3 separate regions of the Homo sapiens genome follow, and all the other regions are linked to region 1. The links are chromatin loops, found by intact Hi-C in ENCODE. Cell type or tissue: mammary epithelial cell. All regions are shown on one strand.

Region 1 (8,000 bases):
CTGAGGATACAGATAAAGCCTTATCCAAGCTTGAGGTATTCACAGTTTTGGTGGGGAAGCCCAGGTAAACGGCTCACTGTAACTCAGGGTGGCAAGTGATAGAATAACGAGTTATGGGAACACGTGAGAGGGAGTGATTCCGCATGTGGGTTTCAGGGATGCTTTCACAGAGAAGACAACAGTTAAGCCAAAGTTCAAGAATGAGTTCAAGTTTACCATGCAGACAAGAGGGGACTGGAATTCCAAGTTCCAAAAGGAAGCCAAATTAAGTCTGTGGTGGAGGGGACAGTGGGGAGTCTCTCCTTTAGCAAGATAACCTCCTCTTAGTGCCTTCGTTTCTCTGTCAGCTTGCGTAGCACTTGAAATGAGTTTTGCTTGTCTCGCTACCCACCCCCCACCCAACATACACACAAGTGAGCCACTCTGCTCCTGCCACACTGTCAACTTGGCTGTCAGTTGGTGAGCCATGCCCTGTGTTCAGATCAGGCCATGCTCATCTCTTCTCTGTCTGGCAGCTCCTTCTCTATTTAGAAAATGGCTCTTTAATTTCTGTTTTGGTTTTTTGGTTTTTGGCTAATTTTTTATTAAAGACTTATAATTGTTTTGAGCCGTTTTGGGTTCACAGCAAAATTGAGACGAACCCTATTATCAGTGTCCCCCACCAGAGTGGTAATTTGTTACAATTAATGAACCTCCATTGACACATCATTGTCACATTATCAGGGTTCACTCTTGGTGTTGTGCATTTTATGGATTTAGACAAAGGTATAGTGACATGTATCTACCATTATAGTATCATACAGAGTAGTTTCACTGCCCCTAAAATTCTCTGTACTCTGACTGTTTATCCCTCCTTTTGCTTATTTCTGAAGGCCCCAACTCACTTGTCACTGCTTCATGAAACTCTCCCCAACCCTCATCCCACCCTGAACAGAATTATTCGCTTCCCTCTCTGGGTCCCTGTTATCTTCTGGCTCAATTACAGCACTTATGACATTAGCCAACCACTGTTACCACTATCCCCAGGCCTGGTTGTGAATTCCTTGAAGGCAGAACCCTGCCTGTGTTCTTTCATACCTTCTGTGTTGGAGCACAAAGGCTAGCACAAGGCATCACAGCTAGTTGTCAGTCATTACTTGAATGAATCAATCAATAATATTTTTAAAAATTCCTTGTTTACGGATGAGTTTAGGTCCTTTGCAGGGACATGGATGAAGCCGGAAACCATCATTCTCAGCAAACTAATACAGGAACAGAAAACCAAACACTGCATATTCTCACTCATAAGTGAGAGTTGAACAGTGAGAACACATGGACACAGGGAGGGAAACATCACACAGCAGTGCCCGTCGGAGTGTAGGGGGCTAGGGGAGGGATAGATAGCATTAGGAGAAATACCTAATGTAGATGACGGGTTGATGGGTGCAGCAAACCACCATGACACATGTGTACCTATGTAACAAACCTACACATTCTGCCCATGTATCCCAAAACTTAAAGTATAATTTTTAAAAATTCATTTTTTACTCTAAAATAATTTTCGTCAAGATTCCAAAATAAACATCAGCTTTGCTTTGCTTAAATAAATCCTGAGTGATGCATGTAATATTTTCAATTCAAGATTTGATAAATGGATATTAAATATACACCCAAAGGAAAATCTCCTTCTGAGCAGGGCCTGATTGCAAATAGGAAGAAAAAGATGTAGTCCGGTCCCATTCAGTTTAGCATTTTTACCTGACGACTTCACACACATTGCAGTCTGAAGCCAGAAAGCCTACGCAGAGTAAAATGAAGAGTCTTTAGCAAAATCCTTTGTGTTTAACACAAACTTTGATTCCTCAGCATCTGTACAGTTCAGAGTAATATGTACTGTTTAAAAGGTGTTTAGATATAACAAATTAGTCATTTAAAAGTGTAATTAAATGTAACCACATTCCTCATAGCAAATTGGCTTTTGTAGGCATCTCTTGCTAAATAAATCAAGCCTACTGAGAAATCCATTGGCCTTTGACAGACAAATTTTTCAAAGTTTCTAACTTAGAACCAAATTCAATTAAAACAATACTTTACAACTTCTGTGGAAACCAGGCTACAATCAATCAATTTTGGAGAGTTTCTGTTAGGAGTAGCCCTCGTGAGATTTATTCAAAAACTGGGCTCTCGGCAGCCTTTGGAAGGGCACTAGGAGTTAGTTATAATGAATTTTAAGTGAATTTTATCTTGGTGAGGGATTTTGATTGACAATAGCATAAAGCCATGTTGTGTGTGTGTGTGTGTGTTTTCTTTTTTTAAGGAACAGGAACAGCTATCAATGGACACTGCTTCATGGGATGCCCAAACAAATATAAACTCTAGATCAGTCAACCTGGGCTCAAATTCCAGCTCTGCCATTTATGGACATGATCATCTTTGAAATGGAAATAATAAAAGAACCTTCCTAATATTGGCATTATGCAAATCGAATGAGTACATGAAATGCATGTGCCTGGTGCTTAGCAGAGTAAGCTCACACTGACTGTCAACTGCTGTTTCCCCAAGGTTATTCTCCTCAAAGGGCCACTTGAGTGATCAGAACAGAATTTCTAGGACATTTTCCCTTTTTATGACGACTGAGACCTGAAAGAGTAAGCAGAGATTCTGTAGTGTTTGTTTTGATGTGAGTTTAACCATCAGCATACAGACTGACTCCCTCAGATCCTTCCAAATAAACTCCTTCATTATCTCATTATTTCAATATTTCATTTCACTGTCTCTCCTCAAATGTAGATTCAAGAAAAGTAGGTTTATTGTGCAGCTACCCTGTGAGCAGATGCCCCAAAGCTGTCATTCCTTCAGGTTAATAATTAACATAACCTGAACGGGGGCATGGTGGCACAGGTCTGTATTCCCAGCTAATTGGGAGGCTAAGGCAGGAGGATTTTAGCCCAGGAATTCAAGGCCAGTGTGGGTAACACAATGAGACCCCATCTCTTAAAAAAAAAAAAAAGAATTCCCATACCTAATATCAAGCACATAAGTCTCTTTAGCTTACAAAAAAGAAAAGAAAAGCTCATTGCATGCATCCATCAACATGGCATGTTGCAGAGCATAATATTCGGAGAATAACGAGGCAAAATACACTTAATAAAACTGCAGGCATATGGTGAGGTTCTCAGACAAGTTATTTATGGTCTTGATTAACCTTGCAACATTATCGCCATTTTCATAGGTTTTACATAACAACATAAAAATATTATCTTTACCTTTTAACATGGCAGGATTATCTTATCTCCGGTTCTTTTATTTAGCCTTCATTTCGCTCCCTCACCCCAAAATCTCTAGCAGCTTGATCATGGAAAAGCAAAGCTGCTTGTGCTCCGTGGTAGTTAATTATATATGAATACTGTTTTCCTGGCACTAGCACATAGCAACAGCGCCACCAAAAGGCCGAGGTCCTGAGTTTCTGGGATCTGTTCCATTTCTTTGCTCCACAGCATATCAGCGTTTTTGCATGATATTCCTGGTTGCTGTGTATTCAAAATATAATATATTGGCATTTCAGACTCCTTATAATTAATAGGTTTTAATTTGTTCTGATCTACAGATTCATTAACTTCTCAGCTCTCTTTGGGTAGAATGAGTTTTCTTTTAATCCTCCTGAACTAAAAAGGTATGCAGTTGATTGTGCTAAGCTGCAGATAAATCATATGAGCAGATGTTCTTATACAACTATAGAAATGATATACGAAAACTGATATTAGAGTCAGTGTAATAGTGACAATAGAGACAGTATCTGTACTGTCAGGAGGAAATATTGAAATGTGCAAGTTGTTCTGTGTTTAGTGACTATGAAAGTCACCCCAGGAAATAAACTTTTCTTATTCTCAGAGTACTGTCTATTACATTTTATGATTGTCCCAAATTTAGTAACGTGGCAAAACTGATTTTTTAAATTGTAAATACATAGTGACATGTCATGAGAATGAAAACAATGAAATTAATTTATGGTAAGGAGATAGTCATATATATTTCAAATAAATGTATTTCTTCAGGGTCACTTTTTTTTCCTGCCACAAACAGAACTGATTTTGTCATTTTGTTATTCAAAAACTTAAATAGTCACCACTCTAGATGCACTCTCGAGCTGGAATAAACACTACAGACTAGTGGTTGAGAGGGTAAGCTGTGGACTCAGACTGCCTGGGTTCACATTCTAGCTCCACTCTTTCCTGGCAGGCACGATCCTGGGTTAATACCCAGTGTCAATTTCCTCTTCTGTTGAATGTAGTTGTTCATCCTATTTATTTCATAGAATTGCTCTGAGGATCAAATAAGATCATATCTACCAAGAATTAGCATAAGTACTCAATAAATGTCAATCGCCGCTATTATGATGATGGTCGTAGTTCATTGTAGATACTGGTTGTCATCCCTTTGCATCTACTTACGATATTCTCTAGGTATGACTGAATGCCAAAATCAAAACAAATTCTATATTATTTCATTGGTGCTTTCACAGGATGCTACCTACCTAGAAATAGGTTTACTGCTACATATGTTTATAAGCATATTGTAGGGGAGGAAAAATATCTTTTTCTCACCCACCCTGGATTCATCGCCAAGGCCTCTGTTGCAACAAAAGACAGATTAGCAAAAGAAAAACATACAAATTTATTTCATGTAAGTTTTCCATGATACAGGAGTCTTTATAAGGAAATGAAGAACTGAACAAACAGTGAAACTTGAATATTTTTACTCCAGGTTTGATGAAGAGAGGAAAGTGGTGGAGAAATATGATTGGGCAAAGGAGATATGAGCTAATGGAAATAAACGAAGAAAATCAGCAAGGCTTTTGTTCAGATTCTTCTCTGTGTCCCTGTGTCTTCAGAGATAAGGATGTTCCTTTCTTCAGGGGATAGGGACGGCATCTCTCAAATGAGTATCTTATGACCTGCTCCAGGGGGTGTTCAGAAAATCCTAGCTATGTTTTATGACCAGCTGCAGGGGAGAACAGGAGAAGGTGAGAGTGACCTTCCTGCTACTGTAAATGCCATGTCCTGAACTCCATCAATATCCATTTGTAGGTGAGGATGTCTAGCCTCAGACAGCTAGTTGTTCACCTTTCTATGTGTTCGTGTCAGCAGTTTTTATTTGAAAAGTTTCCATTGGTTACTTTTTTGTTTTCTAACACTTAAAAATCACTATGAGCAAAGATGGAAAGGGATCAGTCTGTATAGTCTTTTTTTTTTTTATTATACTTTAAGTTTTAGGGTACATGTGCACATTGTGCAGGTTAGTTACATATGTATACATGTGCCATGCTGGTGCACTACACCCACTAACACGTCATCTAGCATTAGGTATATCTCCTGATGCTATCCCTTCCCCCTCCCACCACCCCACAACAGTCCCCAGAGTGTGATATTCCCCTTCCTGTGTCCATGTGATCTCATTGTTCAGTTCCCACCTATGAGTGAGAATATGCGGTGTTTGGTTTTTTTTGTTTGTTTGTTTGTTTGTTTGTTTTTTCATGATTTTTTTTTATTATACTTTAAGTTTTACGGTACATGTGCACATTGTGCAGGTTAGTTACATATGTATACATGTGCCATGCTGATGTGCTGCACCCACTAACTCCTCATCTAGCATTAGGTATATCTCCCAATGCTATCCTTCCCCCCTCCCCCCACCCCACAACAGTCCCCAGAGTATGATATTCCCCTTCCTGTGTCCATGTGATCTCATTGTTCAATTCCCACCTATGAGTGAGAATATGCGGTGTTTGGTTTTTTGTTCTTGCGATAGTTTACTGAGAATGATGATTTCCAATTTCATCCATGTCCCTACAAAGGACATGAACTCTTCATTTTTTATGGCTGCATAGTATTCCATGGTGTATATGTGCCACATTTTCTTAATCCAGTCTATCATTGTTGGACATTTGGGTTGGTTCCAAGTCTTTGCTATTGTGAATAATGCCGCAATAAACATACGTGTGCATGTGTCTTTATAGCAGCATGATTTATAGTCCTTTGGGTATATACCCAGTAATGGGATGGCTGGGTCAAATGGTATTTCTAGTTCTAGATCCCTGAGGAATCGCCACACTGACTTCCACAGTGGTTGAACTAGTTTACAGTCCCAGCAACAGTGTAAAAGTGTTCCTATTTCTCCACATCCTCTCCAGCACCTGTTGTTTCCTGACTTTTTAATGATTGCCATTCTAACTGGTGTGAGATGGTATCTCATAGTGGTTTTGATTTGCATTTCTCTGATGGCCAGTGATGATGAGCATTTTTTCATGTGTTTTTTGGCTGCATAAATGTCTTCTTTTGAGAAGTGTCTGTTCATGTCCTTTGCCCACTTTTTGATGGGGTTGTTTGTTTTTTTCTTGTGAATTTGTTTGTGTTCATTGTAGATTCTGGATATTAGCCCTTTGTCAGATGAGTAGGTTGCAAAAATTTTCTCCCATTTTGTAGGTTGCCTGTTCACTCTGATGGTAGTTTCTTTTGCTGTGCAGAAGCTCTTTAGTTTAACTAGATCCCATTTGTCAATTTTGTCTTTTGTTGCCATTGCTTTTGTTGTTTTGTACATGAAGTCCTTGCCCATGCCTATGTCCTGAATGGTAATGCCTAGGTTTTCTTCTAGGGTTTTTATGGTTTTAGGTCTAACGTTTAAATCTTTAATCCATCTTGAATTGATTTTTATATAAGGTGTAAGGAAGGGATCCAGTTTCAGCTTTCTACATATGGCTAGCCAGTTTTCCCAGCACCATTTATTAAATAGGGAATCCTTTCCCCATTGCTTGTTTTTCTCAGGTTTGTCAAAGATCAGATAATTGTAGATATGTGGCGTTATTTCTGAGGGCTCTATTCTGTTCCATTGATCTATATCTCTGTTTTGGTACCAGTACCATGCTGTTTTGGTTACTGTAGCCTTGTAGTATAGTTTGAAGTCAGGTAGTGTGATGGCTCCAGCTTTCTTCTTTTGGCTTAGGATTGACTTGGCGATGCGGGCTCTTTTTTGGTTCCATATGAACTTTAAAGTAGTTTTTTCCAATTCTGTGAAGAAAGTCATTGGTAGCTTGATGGGGATGGCATTGAATCTGTAAATTACCTTGGGCAGTATGGCCATTTTCACGATATTGATTCTTCCTACCCATGAGCATGGAATGTTCTTCCATTTGTTTGTATCTTCTTTTATTTCCTTGAGCAGTGGTTTGTAGTTCTCCCTGAAGAGGTCCTTCACATCCCTTGTAAGTTGGATTCCTAGGTATTTTCTTCTCTTTGAAGCAATTGTGAATGGGAGTTCACTCATGATTTGGCTCTCTGTTTGTCTGTTGTTGGTGTATCAGAATGCTTGTGATTTTTGTACATTGATTTTGTATCCTGAGACTTTGCTGAAGTTGCTTATCAGCTTAAGGAGATTTTGGGCTGAGACAATGGGGTTTTCTAGATATACAATCATGTCGTCTGCAAACAGGGACAATTTGACTTCCTCTTTTCCTAATTGAATACCCTTTATTTCCTTCTCCTGCCTCATTGCCCTGGCCAGAACTTCCAACACTATGTTGAATAGGAGTGGTGAGAGAGGGCATCCCTGTCTTGTGCCAGTTTTCAAAGGGAATGCTTCCAGTTTTTTCCCATTCAGTATGATATTGGCTGTGGGTTTGTCATAGATAGCTCTTATTATTTTGAAATATGTCCCATCAATACCTAATTTATTCAGAGTTCTTAGCATGAAGGGTTGTTGAATTTTGTCAAAGGCTTTTTCTGCATCTATTGAGATAATCATGTGGTTTTTGTCTTTGGCTCTGTTTATATGCTGGATTACATTTATTGATTTGCGTATATTGAACCAGCCTTGCATCCCAGGGATGAAGCCCACTTGATCATGGTGGATAAGCTTTTTGATGTGCTGCTGGATTCGTTTTGCCAGTATTTTATTGAGGATTTTTGCATCAATGTTCATCAAGGATATTGGTCTAAAATTCTCTTTTTTGGCTGTGTCTCTGCCCG
Region 2 (8,000 bases), 990 kb before region 1:
ACAAGGGATGGAGTCCACTTGGTCCTCCACTCCTAATTATAAAGGGTCTCAAATTTCGACATTTGATGTTATTTCCAAATGACTTGTTGAATGTCTTATGTGTGCTAAAGCATGAACTTCTTAAATATAGACATTTATAAAATACAACCAAAAACTTAAGCTTTATCACATTCTTTTATTTTGTAAAATGTCAGCAGCCTCAAAAATTGCCATTTGGAAACACCTGTCTTGACCCAGAAACCTGTCTTTCACTCACCTTAGGCCAAGACCATACGTGCTCTGGCACCTGGTGGCCAACACCAAACTGTTGGCCGTCATTTATTTCTTCCAGATATTTTGAATTTTCTGACTAACTTGTCTGAAATACACCACAGACGCGGAGCATTTTCCAACAAGTCTGATGTTGTTCCATCTCAGTTTTAATTCTGAAGCTGTGAATACTTCCTTGAAATAACAGCAGCACATCTTTTCTTTGCTCAAATCCTCCTTGTTTAATTTGCCAAGGATAGCAGGCTTTCTCCTCCCTGAATAATTCACCGTCGGGTGTGTGTGTGTGTGTGTGTGTGTGTGTGTATGTGTAAATTTTTTTACATAGAGGGCAGTCGGATGAATCCGTCCTTTTAGAATTGTCAGTGACAGACAACTATGACATCAGGTCATTTGTGAGCACACCAGCCCACTGATTTGGCATCTCCTAGCATCCCACACCCTGCTACCATCACCAAACCACCATTAACTCTTGTACCTCAGTTACCCCCTTCATAGCCTAACCATAGGCCATGCAGGAACAATGACTTATCTAGCTGTTTATTGAGTCACGTGTATGCCCAACCCCGCACCAGGAGCTAGGAATACAACTGTGTGCAAGGCATACTTGGGTCCCTGACCTTTTGGTGGGGAAGACAAGCTTCCCCTCACCCCTAAAAAACCATCCTAATAAATAAGAATATCTTTGCTATTGCAAAAGGATCAACAAAAATCTTGCCTCGTGTTAAATTCTTGACAACCCTCCCAGCTTATTCTTAATTCTTTAAGCTCTTTTAAAATCAACCTTCCTGTTCCAAAGACTACCTCCAAATCCTTGCTCTATCCCCTCTCAAAAATCCATGAATTTGGATCCCAGATTTATTATTAAGTAAGCGTTCCAGGAATTATTATTTCTCTCTTCACATGCTGTGCTCTCTGGGAGCACAAACAGTCGCCTTCTTAAGCTGGCAGGAAAGAATGCGAGGGTACGTCCTCAGGCGAACCTTATCGAGAGCCAGAAGCCACACATTTCCAAGGTGTAAATATGCAGCCGGTGGTGCAGGCCTGGGATGCAGAGCCCCATCAAAGTGTTAACATAAAATAAGGTTGACAGTGCCACTTCATCAGAAACAGGCAACAAATTAGATGTTATGAAATGCTTATAAGCCTAGGGAGTAAGGTGCTCAAAGACAATTACCAACTAAACATTTCATTAATGAAATAATGATTAATTGTAATTACTAATTAAAATTCAGGATTATGCTGTTGGTTTTGAGCAGTAACAGGAGTAATGACATTACCATTTTTAATGGAATTCCAGGAATGAAAACTATAACAACTCACAGAAAAGATATGGCTTGCAAGCGTGATTAGGACTTACTGTTAAACCCAGGGGCACGGAATTTTCCCTGCTGGTGAACTTAAGTAAGTTTAATGTGGTGTAATTTAATTACTGAGCGTAGTTTTCTTCTCAGTGGGAAGAGATACCAGGTTTATGCTTTAAAGAACAAAAGGAAGAACATAAATAGCTATGGGTAATGATTGGCTACTAGCAGGAAAAATCAAACAGCATTTAACTGTCTTTTGCATAACATTTGAGGGTAGATGCATCCTGGCTCGGTTGCAAATTTTATTTAATTAATGCTTAGAGGATTAACAACAAAGTAGCCCATGCAGACAGGGAATGTAGTCCTGTCGAGTGTACAGGAAAGTGAATTTCCATAGGAAGGACGTCTCCACTGAATAATTAATGTGCGTGCATTTTCATAAATGTCAAATTCCCACAGGAAGCAGAAACTTGACCCTCTGTAATAAACCATTTAGGATTCATTAAATATAAGCATCGTTCTTAAACTGTTTGCCATGGCACATGAGCTCATCCATAATGCAGCATGCTGGCCTTAGCTGCAACATAAAAATGCCCAGCGCTTGGCTTTTAGGCAGCTGCCGTTACCCTGAGTGTGCCGACTTCTTCCAGTCTGACTCAGATCTAGCCCCTGTGGGTGAGCTATCACTCACTTCTTTCTGACTTGTATAAGGCCAAGATCAGTCCAGAGTCAATCTGGAAAGCTAACATTTAACTCTTCCTCAAAGACAAGGAGGGCCTCAGACCCTGTTTAGACCTTCTGTATCAGGGTTCCATGACATTGGCACTAGTATCCTGTGGGGCCAGATCATCTTTGTTGAGGAGTGACTGTCGTGTGCATGGCTGATCGTTTGGCAACATTCCTAGTCTCTGCTCACTAGATGCCAGTAGCATCTACCCTCTCCCACCAGTTATGACAATCAAAACTGTGCCAAACATTGCCAAGTATCCCCTGGGGGCAGAATCTCCCCCAGTTGAGAACCACTGTGTATAGATCTTACTGGAGTGTATCCACCTAGGTAGGATGAGCTGCCACGGGGTAGGATGAGCTGCCAAGGGGGCACAAGGCTTCCTATTCAGCTGGGCCTGTGAGGCTGTGGGAATCCATAACCCCTTGTCACCTTCACAATCACAGCCATCCACAAGACCAAATGTGCCTTGCTCTTGAATAGTATTAACTGCCCCTTACAGATCCAAATGTGGCTATCACAGTGGCAGTAAGTGCGCCATTAAAATGAAAACCATTTACTCTAGTGACCCAGAGCTGTCTTATATATTCCTCTCTCTGCAGCAGTGACTGTTTCCTTTTCTTTATGTATCAAAATTACTAGCGCTGTGAGCAACCCCCACCATTGTCCTGGACTTATAAGGAGTCCAGTAAATCACTAAGTGATTTTCTTTTTCTTCCTTCCTTTCTTTCTTTAAAAAACAAAAATAAATTTTCTGAGATTAGTATGGGAAAAGAAAAAGCAAATGAGCTCACCCGTGGAAATTTTTATCCCAACTGTTTCTAAAGTCTGAAAACAAATCACATTTTTTCTTTTAATAGAATATAGATTTGATTTCTTGATTTTAAAACATGCACTTTTAATTCTGTCTGGGCATGCAGGATGCCCACATGCTGGCTAAAAAAAGAAACACGAAGCTATTTGGAGAATCACTTTGTCTACACAAAAGCAGAAGCTGATTTGACTAATGATTTTTCTCCTCTTTGATTTTTATTTGAATCAAAATGAGCAGTTAGTTATATCTTGGCACCCCACTGCCATTGCCTCTGCATTCTCCTAAAATAAAGAGGATTTGATGTGCTTAGTACAGATGTGTTATGAGAGGGTGACATAAGTGTGCAAGGGCATCCTTGACGTTGTGTTGTGTCCATGTGACATAGTAACTGGGCACAACTCATTTCACACTGAGAGGTTGAGACTGGTCAGTTATTGGAAACCCAGAGCATTCTGATTTTCTCTTGTGACAACAGTTCCACTTTGGCCTGTTCATAAATCACACTGGCTTGAGAGCAGACCATCACAAGTATGTTTTCTTTCTAGTATTCCACTTTCAACAGACATGTTTTAAATTAACCAGCCAAACACAGTTCAAGAATCAGAACCAGTGAGTGAAAAGTCTACTTGGCTCAAAACCTGACTCAGTCTTATTAATTCAGAAAGCAGAAAGCTTACATGCGCTAATTACCAAAGCTACTAATTAGCTTTAATTATAAGCTTGGAAGGAAGTTGAAGTGTGCTGCATTCGATAGTGCTGTTGACCTTTTCAGTGTACTTTGGAGGGGGAGGGTGGAGAGGCATAAAGGAGGTGTTATAAAATTCATCAGAGAGCAATTAATTTATGTCTTCTGATGAATATGCTATAAATTAACACATCTGTGTATATCAGAACATAAAGGCATTTTAATGGAGCCTTACCAGTGTCAACTCTGAGTGCCCCAGCCAGCCAAGAAAATGTACTCGTTTGGTAAGTTATTTCTTATTCTACCGCTATTGTAAACCATGTGGCAAACTGCATCCAGCCAGGTGCATGCTTCTATTTGTAAGTCATAATTAAGATAGGGGGCCAGCTTTGATTGATTTGGGAGGGTCACTCTGAGGAGCTGCCCTTGCAGACATTTCATGAGGTGCTCAGAAATCTGTTTCATGCCAAAGTCTGGAAATACTGTCCCCATTGGTCTCTCACCAGGGTCTTATTTGTCACTCTCTCTGAGCCTCTACAGCCCAAGGCTCAAACCGTGCCTTTGATGTGGCTGGGATGCTCCATGCTGTTTTTCATGTGGTAAGACAGCTCCTCCAGTACTCCTCCTCACACAAATGACGATGGCTTTCAGGGACCACCAGTACAGCCTTTCACACCTCAGAAGACCCTCCTCAGGCCCCAGGAGCCCTCTCACAATCCCCGTAAGAGGCACCTAAAGCAGACCAGCATCTGCTTGCTGTGACTTGTAAACTCTGAGTCCCCTTATCCTCTAGATTTGAAGCTTCTTTGGTTAGGTTCCAATCTCTCAAAACTGACGTATCCCCTAGTAACCACCAGAGGGATCCCATATAATGTGATAAAAATTATAATCAACATGGAGGAATCACAGCTCAGCCAGCGTGTGCTTGCTTCCAAGGCCCCAGGTCTCTCAGCCTGGAAAAGGAGAGCGGGGAACAAAGGAGGAACAATGTGAGGGAAGGTTCTCCTTGGCAGCTTCGGGGAAGGGATCCTCAAAGGAGAGGCACAGGTCTGAAGACGGAAGTGTCTGAGGCCAATCTTCTCTTCTCCTGGAAACAAGCAAACAAATAAAACAAACCCCAGTCATTACAAAGAAAGCCCTTTGAAAATCAGTGAAATCAGACCCTATTTGTTTCTAAACCCGTGTTCAGAAGTTGAACTCCAAATATAATGAGATTTTTTTGTGAGAACTAAGAGCCTTTTCCATGTTTCAAATAGGGTTGTACAATTGTATAAAAGAAGAGGGAATTGGGAGTGTATTATGTTAGCTTCCTAGGACTGCTGTAACAAATTGGCACAACATGAGTGGCATAAAACAACCAAAATGCATTCCCTCCCAGTTCAAGATGCTGGATGTCCAAAACTAAAGTGTCAGCAGAATCATGCTCTCTCTGAAAGTTCTGGGGAAGAATCCTTCCTTTCCGCAATCTTTGGCCTTCTTTGGCTTACAGCAGATTCACTCTAGTGTCCGCTTTGTCTTCACATGGCCTTCTGCCCTCCGTTGATGTCCTTATAAGGACACCAGTCACGGAATTTAGGGCCCATTCTAATCCAGTATGACCTCATCTTGACTAATAACATCTCCCAAGACCTCTTTCCAAATAAGGTCACATTCTGAGGCTCTAGGTGGACATGCATTTTTGGAGAGCACACTCTTCAACCCAGTATGTGTTCCTTAACTATTTATGTAAACAACATTTCAAGTTTAAGCCCTAGACACAAAGCTGGGCTGATACTGTAGTTCTAACATGATTTCCAGGTCTTGGGATGAAATCCATGATCACCACCGGGAAAATGATACTTCAGTCACCGTGGGTTTCCTCTCTGCTTTTTAAAATATAGTTTTTCAAGCACAATGCCTCTCCTCTAAGCTGTTGTAAGGCTTCTGTCGGAGAGTTTTTGGTGTCTTTTGTGTGTGAGTGTGTGTTGTGTGAAGTATCAGAAGACATTGTTTCTACCCCGCAGTCCCTTTGTAGCTAATTTTATTGCCCTCAGCTGTTAGGTCTTATAGATTATCCCCGAGCCTATTGGGCCAAATCGGTGTAGTTAAAGCTCAAGCCATCCTTGTTTATCCCTGTTCTTAATTCATGTCTGGCTGCCCAAACGGCCAACTGAAACTCCAGATCAGCTCAGCAGAAAGCTGTATGTTCAGGTCAAACATGCTTGAGTGAGAAGATTGTCTGCAGTGTGTCAGGCAAATTGGCAAGCAAGTGTCAACAGACCCGGAGGTGGGAGGAGAATGAAAAGAGGGGAAATTAGCAAAAGGAGTGGACGTGGTTGGACCTGAGTTTTACCGTAGGGTAGAGACTGGTCATCACTGGCAGAGGTGGGGTTGTGGGGAAAAAGGGAGATAGTCCCAGGGGCTTGTCAGAGAGGGCCTCCATCTCCAGGTCAGAAAAGCCCTGAAGAGCCAGCCTTTCAAGCCCACTTCTTGTTCAGAGGCCCCTCCGCAATATCCCTACCATGTGGACTTCTAGCCTTGGCCTGAATTCAAGCATCCTAAGTCATTACCAAGCCCCCTTTCAAACCACACTCTTCATCCTGCAATTTTCATTATGTTAAAAAAGCATCTGCTTCCCCAGACACTAAAGGCCACATATTGTATGATTCCATTTCTATGAAATATCCATAATAGGCAAATTGATAGAGACAGAAAGCAGATAAGTGGTTGCCAGGGACTGGGGGGGTAGGGGAAAGGGGAGTTACCACTTAATGGGTGCAGGGTTTCCCTTCGGGATAATGAAAATGTTCTGAAACTAGGTAGCGGTGATGTTTGCACAACACTGTTGAATGCACTAAATGCCACTGAACGATATACTTTAAAATGGCTAAATGGTGGATTTTACGTTATGTGTGTATGTTTCACCACAGACATATAAATTGCTTTCTTCCGATCCACCCACTAGTTATCTACCTGCTCCATGAAACCAAACAAGTTTAATTCCTTTTCCACGGCCCACGTTGTTAATGTTTCTTTCTCCTGTGTTTGCGGAAACCATCACGCACCCCCACCCCATATCTCCACTTCTCATGACTACTCACCCTGTGTCCCAGAATTGTGCATCTTTGAAACCCCTGATCCTGGGTACCCTCCAATGGATATATCCCCTTTTCTCATTCCTTTTCTGAAATTATGCTGCTGCTGGGATATACTGCTGCCGAGGAATATGGACAGCACATGCTACAGAATAATCACCTGCTTTGGCCTGGGACTTGGAAGGTCTGGGTCCTGACTTTAACTCTCTGTGTAACCTGAATGGTAAACAAATCATTCAGCCTCAGTTTCTTCACCTGTAAAATGGAAGACAAGAGGGCTTCCAAAGCCTTTTCTGACTTTCAGACTTCTAACCCACCACATAGCTCTGGACCTTATTCTTGCTGATGACACCCCATAGTGTGTTCCTGTTTGGCATCCCTGCTATGCTACTAATACCCACTGAGCTGGAAGTTAACCAGGCAGGACATCTTCCTCACTAGGGTTAAGCTAGATCTTCCGCACCCCAACCCGCAATGTGTGACATTGGATTTGGGGCTCCAGATGGAAGATTGCACTAGGATCCTGATTAAATGCTGCCCCATAAGATGGAATACAACATTCCAAAATGTAATTTTTGATCTTCATTGCATTATCTAACCTATGTATATATCTCTTATTTTGCTCTCATAGAGAAATCTGTGTGTGTTCTCAGGCAAGTCCCTTAGCAGAATTTTGGATAAGAGAGGGATCACAGCCAGAGTCCCATACTAGCCCACTGAAGATTTCTATTCTGGTGTTTTCCTCATCTCCAGAAGTATGGCAATGGTCCTGTTTATCACTGTTCTGTTTCTGGAACTGTCTGAGCTGAGACTAAATAATTAATAGAGGGGCTTTCTGAAGATCTTTCCCTTATCTTTTTCTTGATATGAGGACTACACTTGTATTTTGGTGGTTTGCATTTGATTTTGTTGTTCTCATTGTTTCTCCAGTGATAATTTGGTTTGAGTCACTAAGAGGACACCCCCATGTTCCACAGCTGCATTCTAACCCCATACACTGGGGAGATACACATATATATGTATATACATATGTATATACACATATATACATATGTATATACATATATATACACATATATATGTATACATATATATGTATATATATATATAAACCCTGTACCCATAT
Region 3 (8,000 bases), 180 kb after region 1:
AACTACTTTGCGTTTAAAATCTGCAGTGGGGCCGCCAACGTCGTGGGCCCTACTATGTGCTTTGAAGACCGCATGTAAGTACCTAAGACACAACTATGTTTATTTTATTTTATTTTATTTTATTTCATTCATTCATTAAAAAACTCAGAGGCTGCAGGGGCTGGCCTGTGAGACCAGCCCACAGCTTCCCTTTCACTCTGGGTGTGTGAGGCACAAATAACAATAATTGAAACAGCTCCCACATCCACCAGCACCTTGCCTGGTGCTTCACAGCATCTCTCATTCATTCCCCCGACATCCTGGGAGGTGGGGATATTATCCCCAGGAGAATGTAAAGATGAGGATAGTGGGGTGCAGACAGGGTCACCTGCCCAGTGGCAGGACCAGGATTTGACCTCAAGTCTAACAGCCAAGTTGCTGGGCTTCCCATGAAAGGAAATGCCTGCAGAGAAGTTTCAAGATCCTGACCCAGGCATCAAAGCCCAGATATAGCAGGCACCAGGGCTTCCACCCCAGTACAGGAGAAAGGCTGTGTACCTATCATCCAACCTAGACAGTAAAGGCCCTGGGACAGCAAGTGCAACCTATGAAAGAACTCAGGGACGGGTGTTTAAACCAGGATTCTGAACCTAACCACAGTTTGTTTAAGCAAAACAAGGAAGTGATGGGTTCAAATACCTAAAAGACCAGGGGTGGTAGGCAGGCTTCAGGACCACCTGGATCCAGGGATTCAAACAATGTCATCAGGGCTGTCTATCACCCCATCTTCAGCTCTACCCTCCTCTGTCTAATAGCTTTGCTTTTTTTTTTCTACTTGCAAGGGATTTCTCCATGTGGTTAAAGAGGGAGACCACCAGCTGGTTTGACATATTAGCCCAGCCTAGCACCCTAATGGGAAAAGAGCCTTCCTGTCTAAATTATCCCTGCAAAAGTCCCAAGCCTGTATTTCATTGATTGGCCTGGGTCACATGACCAAGCCTAGCCCAGCGTATTAGTCCGTTTTCACGCTGCTGATAAAGACATACCCGAGACTAGGTAATTTATCCAGGAAAAAGATTTTAATGGACTCACAGTTCCATGTGGCAGGAGAAGCCTCATAATCATGGTGGAAGGCAAAGGAGGAGCAAGTCACATCTTACATGGTTGGCAGCAGGCAGAGAAAGAGCTTGTGCAGCCTCCTTATAAAACCATTAGATCTTGTGAGATTTACTCACTATCATGAGAACAGCACAGGAAAGACCTGCCCCCATGATTCAATTACCTCCCACTGGGTCCCTCCCACAACACGTGGGAATTCAAGATGAGCTTTGGGTGGGGACACAGCCAAACCATATCAGCCAGTCGCTGTAGCTGGGGACGTAGGATGCTCTGCTTGTCCACACCTGGGAGAGAGAGGTCAATCCCAGGAACCACCTGGCCTGTTCGTGGAGAAAGACAATTCTCCCACCGCACATCCAGAGACAAGGGTGTGGATGCCGGGCCAGCAGGAACACAGCTGGGCCACATGGGGACTCAGACACCCCAGGATGGCAGCAACCTTCTGGGTCCTGCCTCCTTCCAGCAGCCAGGCCTCACGGCCTGGGGGTGGGCTGGCCCCACCTCCAACACCTCAGAGGCCCAGGCAGGGACCTTGCCTCTTCTCTGAGCAGGTTGTTCTGGTCCAACATGCCTTGAGAAACTCTTCAGAGAATCCAGCCCACCACTAGTTTTCAGGAGAAAACAGATGGCCCCAGTTATTGCATGTGTTTCCCAATGCTTCTGCATTGCTTATGTGGGTCCTCACGGAGTTCCCCAGCTGGGAGAGCAGAGTGTTCATTCCACACTCGGGACCGACTGTCATATTTCTTCTTCATTGTCTTCAGGATCATGAGTCCTGTGAAAAACAATGTGGGCAGAGGCCTAAACATCGCCCTGGTGAATGGTGAGTTGCATATCCATCCCCAGACAGTTCCCACCCAGAACCAGGGAGGGTAGGGGGTAGCGGCATATTCATTCAACCAACATTGGCTCAGCTCCTACCTCATGGCAGGAATGCCCGTAGAGCTCAGGAGGGGAAGCGTGGCTGGCCTGGGGGAACAGAAGGTCTCAAAGACCCGCAGAGCTGTAGAACCGCAGAGCTAGCCAGGCCCCTGCCACATGCTCCTATCTCAGGAGGACACACTTCTCCTATGGAACATGAGTGAAACATGACCCGATCCTCAAAGCCTCTCTGCTTAAGCCAACACAAATGAGGATGTGGGGACAACCAATGACAGTGCAAGATCACATGCTGAGTATACACCTTCATTCATTCATTCAACAAATACAGGCAGCAGCTACTGTGGGCCAGGCTCTGTACAGGACACTGGGGGTCAGCCAAGAACTAGAAAGGCCCTGGCTTCACAGCCTCCGTAGGTATCCGTGAGGCTCACAAACAATCTCAATGTGGTGAGCCTCTCTGGAGGGGCAGGAAGCACAGCTATGGGAGCTGGGATGCAGAGCTGGGATGCAGAACAGGGGACAGACCCCGGGTGGTTCAGGGGAGGCTTCCAGAGGGAGCTGATGGCCAGCTAAGGCCTGAAGGATTGTGGGCGCTGGCCAGGAGAAAATTGGGGAAGGCTCTTTCCAGGCAGGGGCAACACAGTGCAGGGAGGAGAAGGGAAAGGGAGGGAGAGAGGTTTGCAGGGCAACATAGAGAGGCAAGGCTGGGGACAGCAGCAAGGCCAGAGGATGAGGAGCTAGCAAGCCTGCTAAGAAGTGTGACTGGAAGCCGAGAGCAGTAGGGAGCCACGGAAAGGCTTTGAGCAGTGTGTGAGGGGCCAGGCATGCACTCCAGAAACCTCCCTCCAGCTTGGAGTAGGGGGGCTGGAGGCAGGGAGACCACAAGGGAATCCATGGCCTTGATAACCCTGCATCTCCTGCAGGACACACACTTAAACAGGAGGCCAGAGGGCCGCCAAGCCTGAAGTAGGGACACGTTTCAGGAGGGAGTGGACTTACAGGGTCAGGTAAGGACCAGGTGGTCTAGCCCCAGCCAGACCTCCTCTCTGCCTCTGTTCTTAGAAAACAGAGTTTTCTAAGAACTGGCTGTAAGGGCCACTTCTGGGACAAAGGTCAGGGCAAGTTGGGGAAAAGGTGTAAGGGATGCTCAGGAAGGAACTTGTCGAGCTTGTGTGTGGCAGGACCACATGAGCACACTTAGGAAGGAACAGGGTAGGATGGGAGCCCCGGCCTTGCCAGCTCCAAGCCCCTGCACTTCACTCCAGAGAAAGCCTTTTCTCGCTCTGCCAAGAAACCCTAATGGGTCAGGGGAGAAGTCGAGGCCTGGAGCAGTGATGGGGCTGTTCCTGGACAGATGGGAGTCAGAGGACAGCCCTGGCCAACTTCCTAGGAGCCCAGGAAGGGCCAGGGCAGGGAGTGGCAGGAGGCTGAGTGCAGCCGTTCCTCTGCAGCTTTGAGGAGGGCCCAGGCCTGTTCCACTCCAGCCTCAATGAAGTGGCATCCCTCCTGCAGGGAGGGTGTGCCCAGGCTGGTCTCAGAGCGCTCTTTTGTGCATGCCAGACCCCAGAAGACTGTAGGAGCCTCAGCATACATCAACACTCCCATCCATCTGCCCTCACCCCACAGCGAGGGCAGGCAGGAAATGGCACAGGCTGCAGCTGACCTGGCTGAAACCTGCTGACTTTCTCCCCTAAATGGGTCGCACCTGAGAAAAGCTTTTTGAATATTCTCCAATGAGATGGCCCCAGACTAGGCCTCTTTCCCTGCTTCTCACAAAGCCAAAAGGATGAAAATAACCATCAATGGCAATAAGAACTAGCATTTATTGGGCACTTACTGTGCCTTTTCATTTAACCCCATCACTGTGTTAGGATGGAGCTATGCTCAATATCCCCATTTCCCAGGTAAGAAACTAAGGCTCAAAGAGGTTAAGCAGGCTGGGTGCAGTGGCTCATGCCTGTAATCCCAGCACTTTGAGAGGCTGAGGTGGGCAGATCTCTTGAGCTCAGGAGTTCAAGAACAGCCTGAGTAACAGTGAACCACCCCCCGAATCCGCCCCGTCTCTACAAAAAGTAAAAAAATTAGCTGGGTGTGGTGGCGCACACCTGTAGTCCCAGCTAAGGCTGAGGTGGGAGGATTGCTTGAGCCTGGGAGGTCGAGGTTGCAGTCAGCCAAGCTCACACCACTGCACTCCAGCCTGGACTGCAGAGAGACCCTGTCCAAAAAAAAAAAAGAGGTTAAGCAACTTGCCCAAGGTCACACAGCCTATAAAACCACCTACGTTTGAACCTGGATCGAGTCAACTGCAGGTCTTAATCATTCACCTGAACTACCTCCCTAGACTAGAAATGTCTCAACCACACATACAGCACCTACTGTATACATGCGTGCTATGTATGCCAGATGTGGGGAAGCCCAACAAATCATGTAAGGGGCTCAGTGTCCTCATCTATATGACCAAGAACAACACAAGGATTGCTAAGGATCCAGTAGTCTTTAACCTTTAGTGGGGCAGAGAGTCCTCAGGATCTTCCAGCTATGCTGGCCGCCACCCCCACCCCCAACACTCTCCAATTGCAGAATCATTCACAAGCGCACGCGATCACAAAAGCAGCCCCATGGGTTCATAGACTCCTTCCAAGAGCCCCAGGTGAAGCATTCCGTTCACGCTACGTGGCTCCCGAGAATCCTGGAGGGGCTGCTAAGCGAGCCTGCTCGCGCCACCTGGACAGCCTAGGCCTGGTCCCCACCCTCCTCCGTAAGCCTCGGAGCTGCCATCCCCTCTGCAACGCCTCCATCTAGCGGCGGAGAGCGCGAACTGTAACGTTCCTCCAGAAGACTCGGTTCCCTGGAGGGCTTGGCCTTCGGCCACCTCCTCCCACAAAACCCACAAACGCAATCCAGGTTACTGGACCCTGGGAAACTGAGTACCGCTTAGCCCAACACAAATCCCTTTGCCTTCAAGAGGTGGAGGACTCCAGTTGTAGGTTTTCTATTTAGGTGGGAATAATAATGACGACTGTCATTTTGATTTTGATTTTGCAGCTAAAATTCATCTTGTATGACTACTATTAATATTTTAAATGTATCTCCTTTAGTTCCCACAACCCATTGTACAGATGCAAAAATTGAGGTCAAAATGCTAAGTCCTGCGTTAGAAACTGGTAGGACAGAACACCGACTCAGACTGAGTAGACTCAGTTCGATTCCAGAGATGTCCTCAGCCATTACGTTCTTGAACCTCTCAGATGAGCCCAGCCATTCCTGGAAACCTACTTTAGTCCTGCGTGCTCTTTATAGGACCTGATTTCATTAGATTCTTATTCTGTTTTTAGATCTTAGACTACAGATTAGGCATTTTCAGCAGAACGACAGGCAGAATGACACGTGTTACAGGGGATAATCGTTCTCCTCTTAACCCCTAGGAACCACGGGAGCTGTGCTGGGACAGAAGGCATTTGACATGTACTCTGGAGGTAGGTGCCTCTGCTGACACTGAAGTCACAGTCGGGGGTGCGGTGCAGAGGGCTGAGCCTCTTCATGTGGCAAGGGACCTGGTGGCTCGAGGTACCTGGTGCTTCTTTCCACAGGAGGCACCCAGGAAGAGGTGCGGTGGGGGGTTGAGGGTGTCCTGCTGCTTTCGAAACTCCTTCTGGCCATCTCAGTTGGGATCTCCCAGACTCAGATCCTGAGACAGGGATTCAAGTGCAATGCTTTATTTAAGAAGTGAGCTCAGGAAACGTCAGATGGGCAGCTGGAACCCTGTCCTCAGCCCAGGGCTTCATAAGACCCCACCCGGCCCTCCTCCATCTCCATCCCAACTCATGGGTGAGCAGTCCGCAGAGCTAGGAGTGTGCTGACCTGGAGTCTGCATCAGGGCCCACGCAGGTCTCTTACCAGGTGTGCCCCACCCCCAGGCTTCTGACACTCCCCCAGGATGGAGGGGTGACCAGGGGCTGGCTGTTGCTTGATGGGAGGGTGCTGTGGATGGAGCCTGGATGGGCCCACTGAAGTGCCCACATGCGGTGTGCAAGGTCCCTCCTCCTGGTACAGGATAGAGCTGAGGACAGGGGCAACAGGAGATGGGGACAGGCCAGGGGCTGAGGACCAGACATTCTGCCTGGAGTCCTACTGATGTTCAGCGTGGCCTGGGGCCAGGTTTATGGAAAACGTCCAGTCTCCGGTGTCAGAGACTACTGGCGGCATGACCTGAAGCAAGTGATGCCTCTTGAGCCTCAGTTTCTTCATCTGTGACATAGAGGCAGCTATAGTTTCCACTCCATAAAATTGATGTGAAGATTAGATAACCTGAAATAATTGGTGGAAGGGTATCCAGCCTGACTGGTGGAGGGGTCCAGGCAAGCTATGTTAGTCTTCTCCCTTCCCTCCTCTTCCCCTTCGCTCCCCTCTTCCCTCATTCCGTCCAGATGACTCAGAAGCAAGGAAATCATCTGTCAGAATGAAAAGGAAAAAAAGCGTAAAGATGAAACTAAGCTTTAAAATGCCTTATGATAAACTTGAATGTAGCCACGGCTGATGGGGACCCAGAAACAGAAGCATTGTGAGCAAGTAGTCCTTCCCTTCAGGAAACAAAAGGGGATGATGGCTTTTTAAAGTGAGGTGATCATTAGCAGAAGGCATGTTTTATTTTTTCAAATACCCACCGTCCATCCAGACAAGCACCAGACCGTAATATCTGCTAACAACACAAATTAATGGTGCTTTAAGAGCTCCCTCCTTTTGTCATAAAAGTTCAAGGGCCATTTCTTTAGAAGAGTGACTGTGGTGGTTGACCGGAAACCTCTGTCACTGAGCTGGCTGGCAGCTGGCCTTAGTTGGGAGAATGGCTTCTTCCCCAAGGTCCTAGAGGTCCGCACTGGAATACTAATAATCAAGGCCAGCTTTGTGGGCCTATGACCTGGGGACAGGGCAGTCACACGGGGCCCATGCTTGGAAGAATCTCACACTTGACTTCATGCTCTGCCATCGTGGTCTTGAAATACTTAATCATTTTTTATTAAAAGGCCCTGCATTTTCATTCTGCACTGGGTCCTGAAAATTATGCTGCCAATCCTGCTAATAATTTTTGGTTCCATTAGAGTACGCTTACTGTATGCCCAAAGTTATTGTCACATTTGCACTTCATAGAGGTTATAAGCAGGGCTGTTACTCATCCTCATTTGACAGATATAGTCTCTGCTTTAGCCACTAGGCTGCTTGTTCCCAAACTTGAGCCCACTCGAGTTGCACCATATCTAGAATAATATCTGCATTATTAGTATTTTTCTTTAAATTGGATCACTTTTTTTCTTACCTAAGTAAATATATCTTAAAAGGAAACTATATTACTGCCTTAAATGGAAAGCTATTATCACTTGTTATGCAGGGAAGGTGACCATAAAAATAATCACAATGGAGGGCCCTGGGACAGTGGCTTATGCCTGTAATCCCAGCACTTTGGGAGGTCGAGACAGGCAGATCACCTGAGGTTGGGAGTTCGAGACCAGCCTGACCAACATGGAGAAACTCCAATTCTACTAAAAACACAAAATTAGCCAGGCATGGCGGCGCATGCCTGTAATTCCAGCTACTTGGAAGGCTGAGGCAGGAGAATCGCTTGAACCCAGGAGGTGGAGGTTGCAATGAGCGCAGATCGCGCCATTGCACTCCAGCCTGGGCAACGAGAGAGAAACTCTGTGTCAGAATAATAATAATAATAATAATCACAAGGGAAACAAATCAGCCTCTTCACAGTGAGCTGGATGCTGATGCCTCCCCCAGGTGCTAAACCTAGAGCTGTTCTCTGTTAAATAGAGAGCTTGGCAAGTTAGGGAGGCATTAAAGACACACGCAGAGCCTTGCTCCTTGACACAGCAGGAGAGTTGTATTCATAGTCTACTCGAATTCTCTCCCAGGGATCTCAGTTGTCTGAGGCCACGTGCTATACCACCTAAAGTCAGCACAGATAATCTGGGCATTGTCCAGCGTAGAATGGGGTCTGGGGTATGCAAAGGGCCCAG

What was found. Peaks named below come from ENCODE experiments on the same cell type or tissue, not always from the same donor. Only the 100,000 strongest peaks of a DNase experiment are listed, where the experiment ranks them.
Region 2: it touches region 1 in a loop (5-fold over the local background); 3 of 110 quality-filtered maps call a loop at or near these places.
Region 3: it touches region 1 in a loop (6-fold over the local background); 6 of 110 quality-filtered maps call a loop at or near these places.

Annotation. Positions count from the first base shown.
Region 1 is chr3:58,819,821-58,827,820 of GRCh38, reverse strand. The region is part of intron 14 of CFAP20DC (CFAP20 domain containing); the gene reads left to right. It overlaps CFAP20DC-AS1 (CFAP20DC antisense RNA 1), which reads right to left and starts at 3,350. Exons shown (of 3, transcript NR_110820.1): 1 at 3,246-3,350. In mammary epithelial cell, a CTCF peak has its summit at 3,431; a DNase peak (open chromatin) is centred at 3,390.
Region 2 is chr3:59,806,619-59,814,618 of GRCh38, reverse strand. All of the region lies in intron 8 of FHIT (fragile histidine triad diadenosine triphosphatase), which reads left to right. CFAP20DC-DT (CFAP20DC divergent transcript) reads right to left here. Exons shown (of 7, transcript XR_002959675.2): 7 at 3,309-4,887. Among named protein-coding and RNA genes, the nearest start is that of CFAP20DC-DT, 720 kb to the right of the region's middle. RefSeq lists enhancers at 3,879-4,512, 4,513-5,146, 5,781-6,416. In mammary epithelial cell, a CTCF peak has its summit at 4,647 (motif pointing right); no DNase peak of the experiment used is centred here.
Region 3 is chr3:58,637,583-58,645,582 of GRCh38, reverse strand. It overlaps FAM3D (FAM3 metabolism regulating signaling molecule D), which reads left to right. Exons shown (of 10, transcript NM_138805.3): 5 at 1-74; 6 at 1,863-1,921; 7 at 5,406-5,456. Among named protein-coding and RNA genes, the nearest start is that of FAM3D, 25 kb to the left of the region's middle. RefSeq lists enhancers at 4,151-4,651, 4,652-5,152 and a silencer at 4,690-4,849. In mammary epithelial cell, a CTCF peak has its summit at 4,783 (motif pointing left); a DNase peak (open chromatin) is centred at 4,742.